Regions from separate parts of the Homo sapiens genome. Here region 1 is linked to region 2. A link is a loop called in an ENCODE intact Hi-C map of the cell type or tissue named here. Cell type or tissue: K562. All regions are shown on one strand. Each heading gives the region's core, and the rest is flanking DNA. Links, peaks and the distances in the headings are about the cores only.

Region 1 (5,381 bases), core at 382-5,381, 180 kb before region 2:
ATTGAAGAAAAAACTCAGCATTACACTTATTTCATACGTTTGTACATTTGTAACTTGAGGTTTTCTTTCTGTTTTCTTTTTTTTTTTTTTTTTTTGAGACAGGGTCTCACTCTATTGCCCAGGCTGGAGTACAGTGGCACAATAATGGGCTCAAGTGATCCCTCCCAACTCAGCATTCCTAGTAGCTGGGACTACAGGTATACACCACCGCCCCCAGCTAATTTTTTGGGTTTTGTAGAGATGTAAAGACAGGGTTTCACTATGTTGCTCAGGCTGGTCTTTAACTCCTGGGCTCAAGCGATCATCCCTCCTCTAGCTCCCAAAGTGTTGAGATTACAGGCATAAGCCAACACACCCAGCCGCTTACATTTCTCTTTGAATAGTCCAATATATAAATAAGTGTCTCCTTAAACTCTAAAAGCATTTTAGAAGAGAGATGATAGAAGGAAGAAGAAATTAAACAGAAAGGGAAAAAGGTGAGGGAATTATTTTAAAAAAGGAAATTAGATAATGGGACAATATAAAAGCTTCCAGTATGCTAGACTGGCAGAACTAAAAGAGATCTTAACTATCATGTAGCCAACTTTTTATAATATATATTAGATAAATGAGACCATTGTAAGTTAAGTGATCTGCCAATTCACAGGTAATTAAGTTACAGAGCACAAACTAGATCCAAGATTCCAGAGACTTCCCCGTCAACTGCTTTTAATTGCTCACACTGAGATATGTTATAGGGAGTATTATCAATTTCTAGACCCAGTTATTATAATTCCTGTCTTACACAAAGTGTGGAGAAGAGTTCAAGCACAATAATGCACCAAAGAAATTTAGAAATTGCAAGTTAAAAACAAGTCCAGAGAAATCAACACATTTTATTTTATTTTATTTTTATTTATTTATTTTTTGAGACGGAGTCTCGCTCTGTCGCCCAGGCTGGAGTGCAGTGGCGTGATCTTGGCTCACTGCAAGCTCCGCCTCCCAGGTTAATGCCATTCTCCTGCCTCAGCCTCCCGAGTAGCTGGGACTACAGGCGCCCGCCACCACGCCCGGCTAATTTTTTGTATTTTTAGTAGAGACAGGGTTTCACCACGCCTGGCTAATTTTTTTGTATTTTTAGTAGAGACGGGGTTTCACCATGTTAGCCAGGATGGTCTCGATCTCCTGACCTTGTGATCCGCCCGCCTCAGCCTCCCAAAGTGCTGGGATTACAGGCGTGAGCCACCGCGCCCGGCCAATCAACACATTTTAAAAATCAGTAATTATCTGAAAAAAGAAATAATAGAAAATAAAATTTTAATCCACAGTATTTCAATTAGACTTCTTTGAACTACTCAAGACTTTTACCACTATCTGCATTACTTCTATATATTTAAGTAGGTAAGCAAGTATGAATGCAAATTTACTAGTTTGATTTTTTCATGTCTTAAGTCCTATTAAACAAATGAACCAGTAAGAATGATACAGAAAAATAAGTCTTTTTAATTATTTTTTTATTTTTAAAGTTCTTGTAACAACAATCTCTAGTCCAAAGAAAAGTCTTTATTAACACCTGTATATATCTAACAAGCTCCTGAATTTCAAAAGAAAGAAAAAGATAAAAGAGAAAAATTATAGACCGTATCATCTATTCTTGGTCAGATAAGTGAAAACACTAGAAGATGAGAGTGGTTTGGTGACAAATCACTGTTTAAATTACAGACAGAAACAAATACACACATGTAACTTTTTTTTCAGGGTGAAGAAATGAGGTCAGAAGGTTACTAATATAATATTCCAGTAATTATCTTATATATAATTACTAAGTCTTACCCTTGAACTACAAGAATAAAATTTAAAAACTCACTCTGTTCATTATCATTCCACTGATTTCAAGTACAGACATGTCTGCTTTCTTACAATCATTACCTTCCCATACTATAGCACTTATTTTTTCTAATCCTGGGTGGGAACTATGGAGCCAGGGCAAATGACTCTATAAAAAAAAAAAAAATTAGTAAATATATAGATCACATTTAATAAATAAAATGTGTGTATATAAAGTTGTATATATATCTCTATATACACACACAATTTTAATGACACTAAAAATAAAAATTGGTGAATATATTTATCATGTTTTATAAATGGAATATATAGATCTGTGCACAGCTAATATATTTATACACACAACTCTAAGACACTAAAATTCTATCTTAAAATTAGTTAGCATATACACTGAACAGATATCATAAGAAGTTACATGGTTATGAAACTGTACAAGTTGAGAACTTTCTGTAACAAGTATTAGTCAACCTATGTTCAAAAATATACTAAAACATGTCAGCAAAAGTACTTAGTTGTCAGTCTACACAGCTGCAATATACTAATGCTAAAAGACAAATGGATATCAACTTGTTCATAGTAATCATTGTCCAACTTATGATCATTAAAAAAGAATATGACAGCTGAGATTTGAATCTCTTTGAAAGACCATATAGTGCTAGTCTTATCCCAAAAAAGACTCTTCCTTACATATTTAACGTTTAATATCTGATTTAGTTACTTTTCTGATATTTTAATCCAGCATTTCTCCAAAGGACCCATTTAACTTTTTTTTTTTTTCCAGATAAAGCAAATATTACAAAACTGAAGCACTCAGCCTCCTGAGTAGCTCGGACTACAGGCACCTGCCACCATGCCTGGCTAATTTTTTTATTTTTAGTAGAGACGGGGTTTCACCATGTTGGCCAGGCTGGTCTCTAACTCCTGACCTCAGGTGATCCACCGGCCTCTACCTCCCAAAGTGCTGGGATTACAGGTGTGAACCACTGCGCCCAGCCCCAAAACAGAACAGTTGAGTTAATGATGGCAACAAAATTAATGAAACACTAAACCTTTATATAATCAGACTTCAAGAGGAGAAGTAACACTAAAAGATTAAACCCAGATAGAGATCAGTTTGCTTGTTTATATTGCAGTATTTCTAGTGTATTTTTAAGGACTCATATACTTCCCACATTTTGTTTTTTGAGACGGAGTCTTGCTCTGTTACTCAGGCTGGAGTGCAATGGTGCGATCTCAGCTCACTGCAACCTCCGCCTCCCAGGTTCAAGTGATTCTCCTGCCTCAGCCTCCCAAGTAGCTGGGACTATAGGCGCCCACCACCACGCCCAGCTAATCTTTAAATTTTTGTAGAGACGGGGTTTCACCATGTTGACCAGGTTGGTCTCGAACTCCTGAACTTGTGATCTGCCCACCTAAGCCTCCCAAAGTGCTGGGATTACAGGCGTGAGCCACGGTGTCTGGCCACTTCCCACATTTTCTAAAAACAATAGTTTTGGCATTCGTAGCAACCTCAAATTTTATAAAATATTTCATTAAATATAACTTCTAACAATGAACAGAAGAATCTACTCTAGGTACATTTATTCTTTAGAGGACAAAAATGTGATTAAAATATGGTAAAAAAAATGTTTCTTGTAAACTTTTAACACTTTCCTCTAGGGGGAGTAAAGTTGCATTGATTAATTTCAACTAAAGTTGAATAATAATAATTCAATAATGTAAAAAAAAAGAGGTGGGAAATTTTTATCTTTTCTAGAGATGAAGGATTTTAATATACTTTAACTTTCATGGTATACATTTCACTACTTGAGGTCCTGAAGAGTGCTAAGATACTAGTTATTAACTACCAACTTAATTTCTCAAATGTTATTTCCTCATTTATCTCCAAACAAAATATTCTGTTTTGGGAAAGAAATAATCTGTACCAAAATATGTATCAAACTTTCACTAGAAATTTTACAATTGTTAAGCGTAAGGAAACCAAAAAGCCAGAAACAGGAAGTGCAAGAAGCTAAAAGGAAAGAAGTTTAAGCTTGAGAGCCAACAGATTTCAACCACTGATTTACAGACATTTTTAAACTCTCAGTCTGGAATAGTGAATTAAGGTCTTCCTAATTACATGAAGAAAGGAATATCAATACCAAGAAAGCCCATCTAGAGACAGAAATAGGAAATCAGGACATTCTCATTGTCCTCCCAAAAGCACTCCTTTTACATCTAGCTACCTTGCCAATTACTCTATCCAGCATCTGATATTACATTATTTCTAGAATGCCAAAAGGCAAAAGAGAAGACAGCAACTAGAAACTGGTGAATTTTAAAAGAGTTAATTACGCCGGGCGCGGTGGCTCACGCCTGTAATCCCAGCACTTTGGGAGGCTGAGGTGGGCGGATCACGAGGTCAGGAGATAGTAGCCATCCTGGCTAACACGGTGAAACCCCGTCTCTACTAAAAATACAAAAAGAAATCAGCCAGGCATGGTGGCTGGTGCCTGTAGTCCCAGGTACTGGGGAGGCTGAGGCAAGAGAATGGCGTGAACCCGGGAGGCAGAGCTTGAAGTGAGCCGAGATCGCGCCACTGCACTCCAGCCTGGGCGACAGAGTGGGACTCCGTCTGAAAAAAAAAAAAAAAAAAAAAAAAAAGGGTAAATTACATGTTCAATGTTGTGTGTAGAAACTTGAAAAAATAAATAAAAAAGACTGCTATATTCCTCTGTGTGTGTGTGTGGGGGGGGGGAATGTACACTGAAAAACAGTCTTGTTGAATCATGTCTGCAGTGTGGAGAACAGCATCACATGAAATTTTTTTTAAAAGGTTCAGGGAAAACATCAGAGCAAATAATTTCATTTTATAATTTTATCACATAGGTTACTCTAAATACATTTTCTTTTTTCTTTTTTTTTTTGAGACTGTGTTGGGCTCCACTGCCCAGGCTGGAGTGTGGTTCTTGGCTAACTGAAACCTTCGCCTCCCGGGTTCAAGCAATGCTCATGCCTCAGCCTCCTGAGCAGCTGGGATTACAGGTGCCTGCCACCGTGCCCACCACCATGCCCGACTAATTTTTGTATTTTTAATAGAGATGGAGTTTCACCATGTTGCCAGGCTGGTCTCGAACTCCTGACCTCAAGTAATCCACCCGCCTTGGCCTCCCAAGCTGGGATTAGAGGCGTGAGCCACCATGCCCGGCCGCTATATATGTTTTCAAACTAAAATTTAGAACTTAAAATTTTTTTTTACCTTTGAAGACAGCATCACAGATCCAAAAATTTAGAACTTCTAAAATGATTATACTTTATCCTCACTTAAAATCTCAACTGCTTTGCTCCTTATTCATTCAAAACTACCTGAAAACCTTATTGCTTAAATGGTGGCATGTTTTATTTCAAATAAATTCACCATGCCAACCACATACTCGTGTTTCCAACTGTGGGAATGCAGCCATTTAAAGCTTTACACTTACTAAAAACTGAATTTCAGCTGAATATAGCTTTATATTTTAGTATATATTCAGCTATAGAGGAGGGCTATAGGAGAAAAATTTTCTTCTGTGGAA
Region 2 (5,388 bases), core at 235-5,234:
GCTCTCACATGTTTAAAACAAAACGGCAATGATCTTCCAAAACCTTTATTCTCCAACAGTAAAGATAAAATGATGATCACCCACCTGAATAAACATATTTAAACTTAGACCAAATTTAAAAAATTAAATTGAAGTCATCAAAATCTTAATCTGTAAAAGTATTAAATTTTAAAATATATTGTAATATAACCTTTAACTATATATCATTTCATACAAATTTCTAGTTTAATAACACAATATTTCAAATCCATCAGTTGTAACCATTAACTTAAATGTTATAAACATGGCAAGTTACACACAACAATGTTTCCAATTTAAAAAGTATATACTGCTTGATAAAATACATGATGGTACTTAAGTTGTTAAAATAAAATGTAAGAATAAAATCCACACGCTTTTCACAAAAATGTAAATACTTCTTGATTTTGGTGACACCTCTTTTGTTGCAAAACTATATACCAAATATGCAGAATTCACCTATTACAAAAAAATCAAGCCTCATTTCTCTAAAAATCACCTATCCAGACTATGCCAGACTGCGAAGAACTCAAGGGCGGTGAGGTGGAAGAGGTAACAGATAAGGATTAAAAGAATCTCTAAATAATCACAGTAAATGTCACAAAGACCATGGCTCATAAAAGTTCTTCTTCTTACCTATCAGTTCCTATATTAGGCACAATCGTAACTACTCTCTAAAATCATAAAGGACAAGAAACCACATATTTAGAAGGGGAAGGAAGGAAAAAGGGTAAGCACAGCTGCAGCTGCCCTAAGGCATCAGTATTGTATCATAATGACAAACCAATACTGAAAATAAAGTGACATTATGTTGCATATGTTCAGCAATGAAGATATTTTTATAAAATCTTAATACTTAAAACTACGTTTCCATTAACTAAAAAAATAGCCTATCTGGAAAACCTCACATCCTGATGACGCTCAATGTGAGCTTACTATATTTGCTTTTATTCACTCCAGTAAACATTAATCAAACCAGTTTTCTGGTGTAGTTAAAAAATTAACCTGAAAAAAAGTCAAAACATGTCACTGCTTTAAAATATACGCCAGGCGTCACGCCTGTAATCCCAGCATTTTGGGAGGCCAAGGCGGGAGGATCATTTGAGATCAAGAGTTTGATACCAGCCTGGCCAACATGACAAAACCCCGTCTCTACTAAAAATACAAAAATTAGCCAGGCATGGTGGCAGGTGCCTGTAATCCCAGCTACTCAGGAGGCTGAGTGAGGCACGAGAATGCTTGAACCCAGGAGGCGGAGGTTGCAGCCAGCGAGATCGCACCACTGCACTCCAGCCTGGGTGATAAAAGTGAAACTCAGTCTCAAAAAATAAGTTAACTAAATAAAAAATAATAATAGAATATACTTGCTTTCTAAAAAAAGAAATGCACTGAATTACAAAGATTATACATATAGTTCCTCTTGATTTAGGTATATAGATGTGTCAGAACACAATAAAAGACAGGCATGATAATTATGTATTTGTGGAAAAGCTTATATTTAAATAGTGGCCTTCAGAAGAAATATAACATATTTAATCTAAATCTCCTCCCCCTCCCCACAAAACCCCATGACCATCATGGCCACATTTTCACTTTTCCCCTTGTATATTCTCTATAAATATTATGAAGGGAAAAAAGAAAGCAGAAGTAGGAGACCTATTGTACCCATTGCCAGTAAGTGTCAATACCAAAATCTGAGAAGCTTTGGTTAACATAAAATGAAATAATTGTTTAAACTAATATTCGACTTATATAATGTAATCTTTAAAAAAAACACTTTAGGATTCTGAGGTGGGCTTGCTACAAAGGGAAAAAAGTAGCCTATTCTTAACAGGAAATATGTTGCCAAAAACAAATCTATAAGATTTTTTACTTATTGCTGTTTTCTCTTATGTAATTACGAAAACTGCTGCAAGGGGGAAAAGGCAAATATAGTAATAACAAGTAATTTTTTAAAAAACCCCAAAGAACGACTCACTTGAAACAACCTGCTGTTTCCCAAAACATGTTCCCTGAAGAGAGAGCTCTACAGTCCACTAAGTTTGGAAAACCCTTCTTGTTTAGGAGGCTCACCACGCACACTGGCTATTAAAGTTTCTGAGGAGTCTCACTGCAAACAAATATTACTTATTTGGTCCAGCATTACACTATTTTGGACTTCAAAACCTGTTTTTTTTGTACTTGTTTTAGTATACCTATCAACATTCCAAGATATTAAAAGTTCCTCAGAATACCTTCATAGTGATCCACCATAAATATGGAGATACAGATATTTTTAGCTTGTATCAGCACCAATGTGAAGAAAATACAAAAACAGGATCATTATTAGAGCCAAAGAATTGAGGGGGGTGGGAGCAGAAGCTGTTGATTCAATTCTGCTGAGGTTTTTTTTAGCGGGTGGGGAGGAGAGTCCCTTATTTTTAAAAACAAGGCCTGCTCAGGACATTCTGAGGCAATCTAAACATGTCATAAATGACTGTGCCACAAGGGGGAGCCATTATCCATCACTTCTGGCAGATGGTTTCTAATCAAAATAGGCAATATTTAACCAACATTTTATTTCAAAAATACCCATATAACGGCAACTAAAATAAGAACGAAAGTATTATCCATTTTAAAATTAGTAAAATAAAGGGGGAAAGCTTTTTGATTATTATTAGAGCATCTGGTCCCTGACACGATATTTTGTATAGATCAGTTCTTAAGTATTTGGGGAGCATGGGGCAGGCACAATTGGTCAAAATGAAAATTTAGTACAAAGGCAAGCAATGTTTCAAAGATGAAACATCAAATTGCTTTTAGTAGCCTAACACAGTGAATGGCCCCAGCACAAATTCAACAAATGCTAGTGTTCTGCCCCAACTCTACAGTGAAGCAGGTCTAACAGTCAGATCAGATTTAATAAGTTTCATTATTAAAATAATAGACTTTTAATCATCAGTTAACACTTTGACATAAGTTACCTGAGAAATAACTTAGAACCACAATACAATAAAAATAAGATTTAGAGTTTGGAAGTGGAGGAAGGGTGGTTAGAAAACAACTACTCCAGTTTTCACATTCTCACAGTTCTTAGTACAGGGTTCCAGAGTATGTACACTGATTAAACATAGTGACAAGACAGAAATCTAATTTATTTCTTGACAGAGAAAATTCCTATTTTATTTGCCTTTTTCTATCCCTACGGTAGAACACAGGAGCACAATAAATGTCTGAGTGAATATTTGAATGAAATACAGATGCTAGAAAACCTAAAACGAACGTGGTCAACTGCAAATGGCCCCAAATTCTTCCCAGGCCTGTATGCTCACTCCTGTGCAATGTGATTTTGCCACTCCTGTCATCAAGAAGTGGAGTCTATTAATGCGCACACACAAAAAAAGAAAGAATGAATAAAGCCTACGATTTCACTGCACAACAGGGTGACTATAGTCAGTAATAATTGCACATTTTAACTAAAAGAGTGTTGTTAACTGGATTGTTTGTAACTCAAAGGATAAATGCTTGTGGAGATGGACACCTCATTCTCCATGATGCACTTATTTCATATTGCATGCTTGTATCAAGACATCTTATGTACCCCATAAATATATACATCTACTATGTACCCACAAATATTAAAAATTTAAAGGATTTTTTAAATAGGCCGAGCACTTTGGGAGGCCAAGGTGGCACATGCCTAATCCCAGCTATTTGGGTGACTGAGGCACAAGAATCACTTGAACCTGGGAAGTTGCAGTGAGCCGAGATCGCACCACTGCACTCCATCCTGGACAATGACCTGTTAAAATATATATAATTCACAACTTCTACCATCATATAAGAAAATACAAAACACATATAACATTACTATATATACTCTTTTATCGATTAAAAACAGTGCTACTTAATTACCTAGAGGATAGCATTATCATGAATTTCTTTCTTTTTTTTTGAGATGGAGTCTCACTCTGTCGTCCAGGCTGGAGTACAGTGAGACTCTGTCACAAGAAAAAAAATTAAAGTAAAATGAATAAATAACCTAAAAGAAGTGGAGTCTATTTTTCCACACGAATCTGGGTTTCACCATGTGACTTCCCTTTGTCAATGGGACATTAGCAAACACAACACAAGCAGAAGCTTGTACACTGGGGCTTACCCTCTTTCTACTCAATGGAACCCTGTAACCACCACCATGCAAATGAGCCCAGGCTAACCTGTGGGATGATGAGAAAAATGTGGCCATCAACCCAGCTAACATACATCAACCACCAACCATATAAGTGAGGTGTCCCAAGACCCAACTGGTCTGCCAATCATCAGACATAAGAATGAAGCCATATAGCCCCAGCTAAGTTAGCAGAGACCACAAGAACTGTCCAGCAAGCCCAAAGAACTGTGATAAATGAAACCTTTTTTCAAGTCACTAAGTTTTGAGGCTTTTGTTTATACATTTAATACAGCAAAAGCTAACAGATATGGACAGGTTACAAACTTTGGGAAAAGTCCATGCATATGTTTCTATCCTCAAACGGACTTTCATGATACAGTTTCCTAATATATCACTAACCTCAGGGCCACAGCATTAGAGAAATGACATGACCTGTTAAAATATATATAATACCACATGGTCTTCAAACCTTTCAGGCAACCTGCAAGGATACAGATGAAGATGGAAAACAGAATTATACAAGTAAAAAGAATTCCAAAACCGAAGACAAAAGAACAGGGATGTTTTAATCCTTTGTCAGTGTTGTGTATATGTGTTTAATAAAGTTGAACAGATGTAAAAATGAGTATTTGTGAAAGCTACAAGATACTATTACAGAGATAAACACTATCACTACAAAAATCATAGAAACAGCTACATAATTTGTCATCTTTTAGTTTCTACAGAATTTAAAGCAAATTATTTTGGTTGCCCTGATTGTAATTTAAGAACAATAACAAAAACAGAAAACTAGGCTCATGAGGATACAAATTCATCATGAACTTGGTTTGGGTTCCACAGCTATTGGTGGTCAGTACCATCAGGTTGCACAACCTAGGGACTGCCATTCACATCACTGAATGGCTGCAGTGCGCAGCTTCTATCATTATATAAGAAAATACAAAACACATATAGCATTACTATATATACTCTTTTATCGATTAAAAATGGTGCTACTTAATTACCTAGAGGATGGCATTACCATGAATTTCTTCCTTTTCTTTTGAGACGGAGTCTCACTCTGTCGTCCAGGCTGGAAGTACAGTGGCGCAATCTCGGCTCACTGCACCCTCCGCCTCCTGGATTCAAGCGATTCTCCTGCCTCAGCCTCCCGAGTAGCTGGGACTACAGGCGCCCACCACCATGCCCAGCTAATTTTTGTATTTTTTTTATTAGAAACG

Evidence for each region. Hi-C counts contacts between places; a loop is a spot of excess contacts. Peaks named below come from ENCODE experiments on the same cell type or tissue, not always from the same donor. Only the 100,000 strongest peaks of a DNase experiment are listed, where the experiment ranks them.
Region 1: a loop joins it to region 2, with 6 times the contacts of the local background. A loop is called at or near these places in 11 of 110 quality-filtered maps.

What each region holds. Positions count from the first base shown.
Region 1 is chr7:77,934,304-77,939,684 of GRCh38, reverse strand. PHTF2 (putative homeodomain transcription factor 2) reads right to left here. Exons shown (of 19, transcript NM_001395272.1): 12 at 1,847-1,975. Among named protein-coding and RNA genes, the nearest start is that of DDX3ILA1, 53 kb to the left of the region's middle. In K562, for the core only: a CTCF peak has its summit at 3,497; no DNase peak of the experiment used is centred there.
Region 2 is chr7:77,756,603-77,761,990 of GRCh38, reverse strand. The region is part of intron 3 of RSBN1L (round spermatid basic protein 1 like); the gene reads right to left. Among named protein-coding and RNA genes, the nearest start is that of TMEM60, 39 kb to the left of the region's middle. In K562, for the core only: a CTCF peak has its summit at 2,508 (motif pointing right); a DNase peak (open chromatin) is centred at 2,490.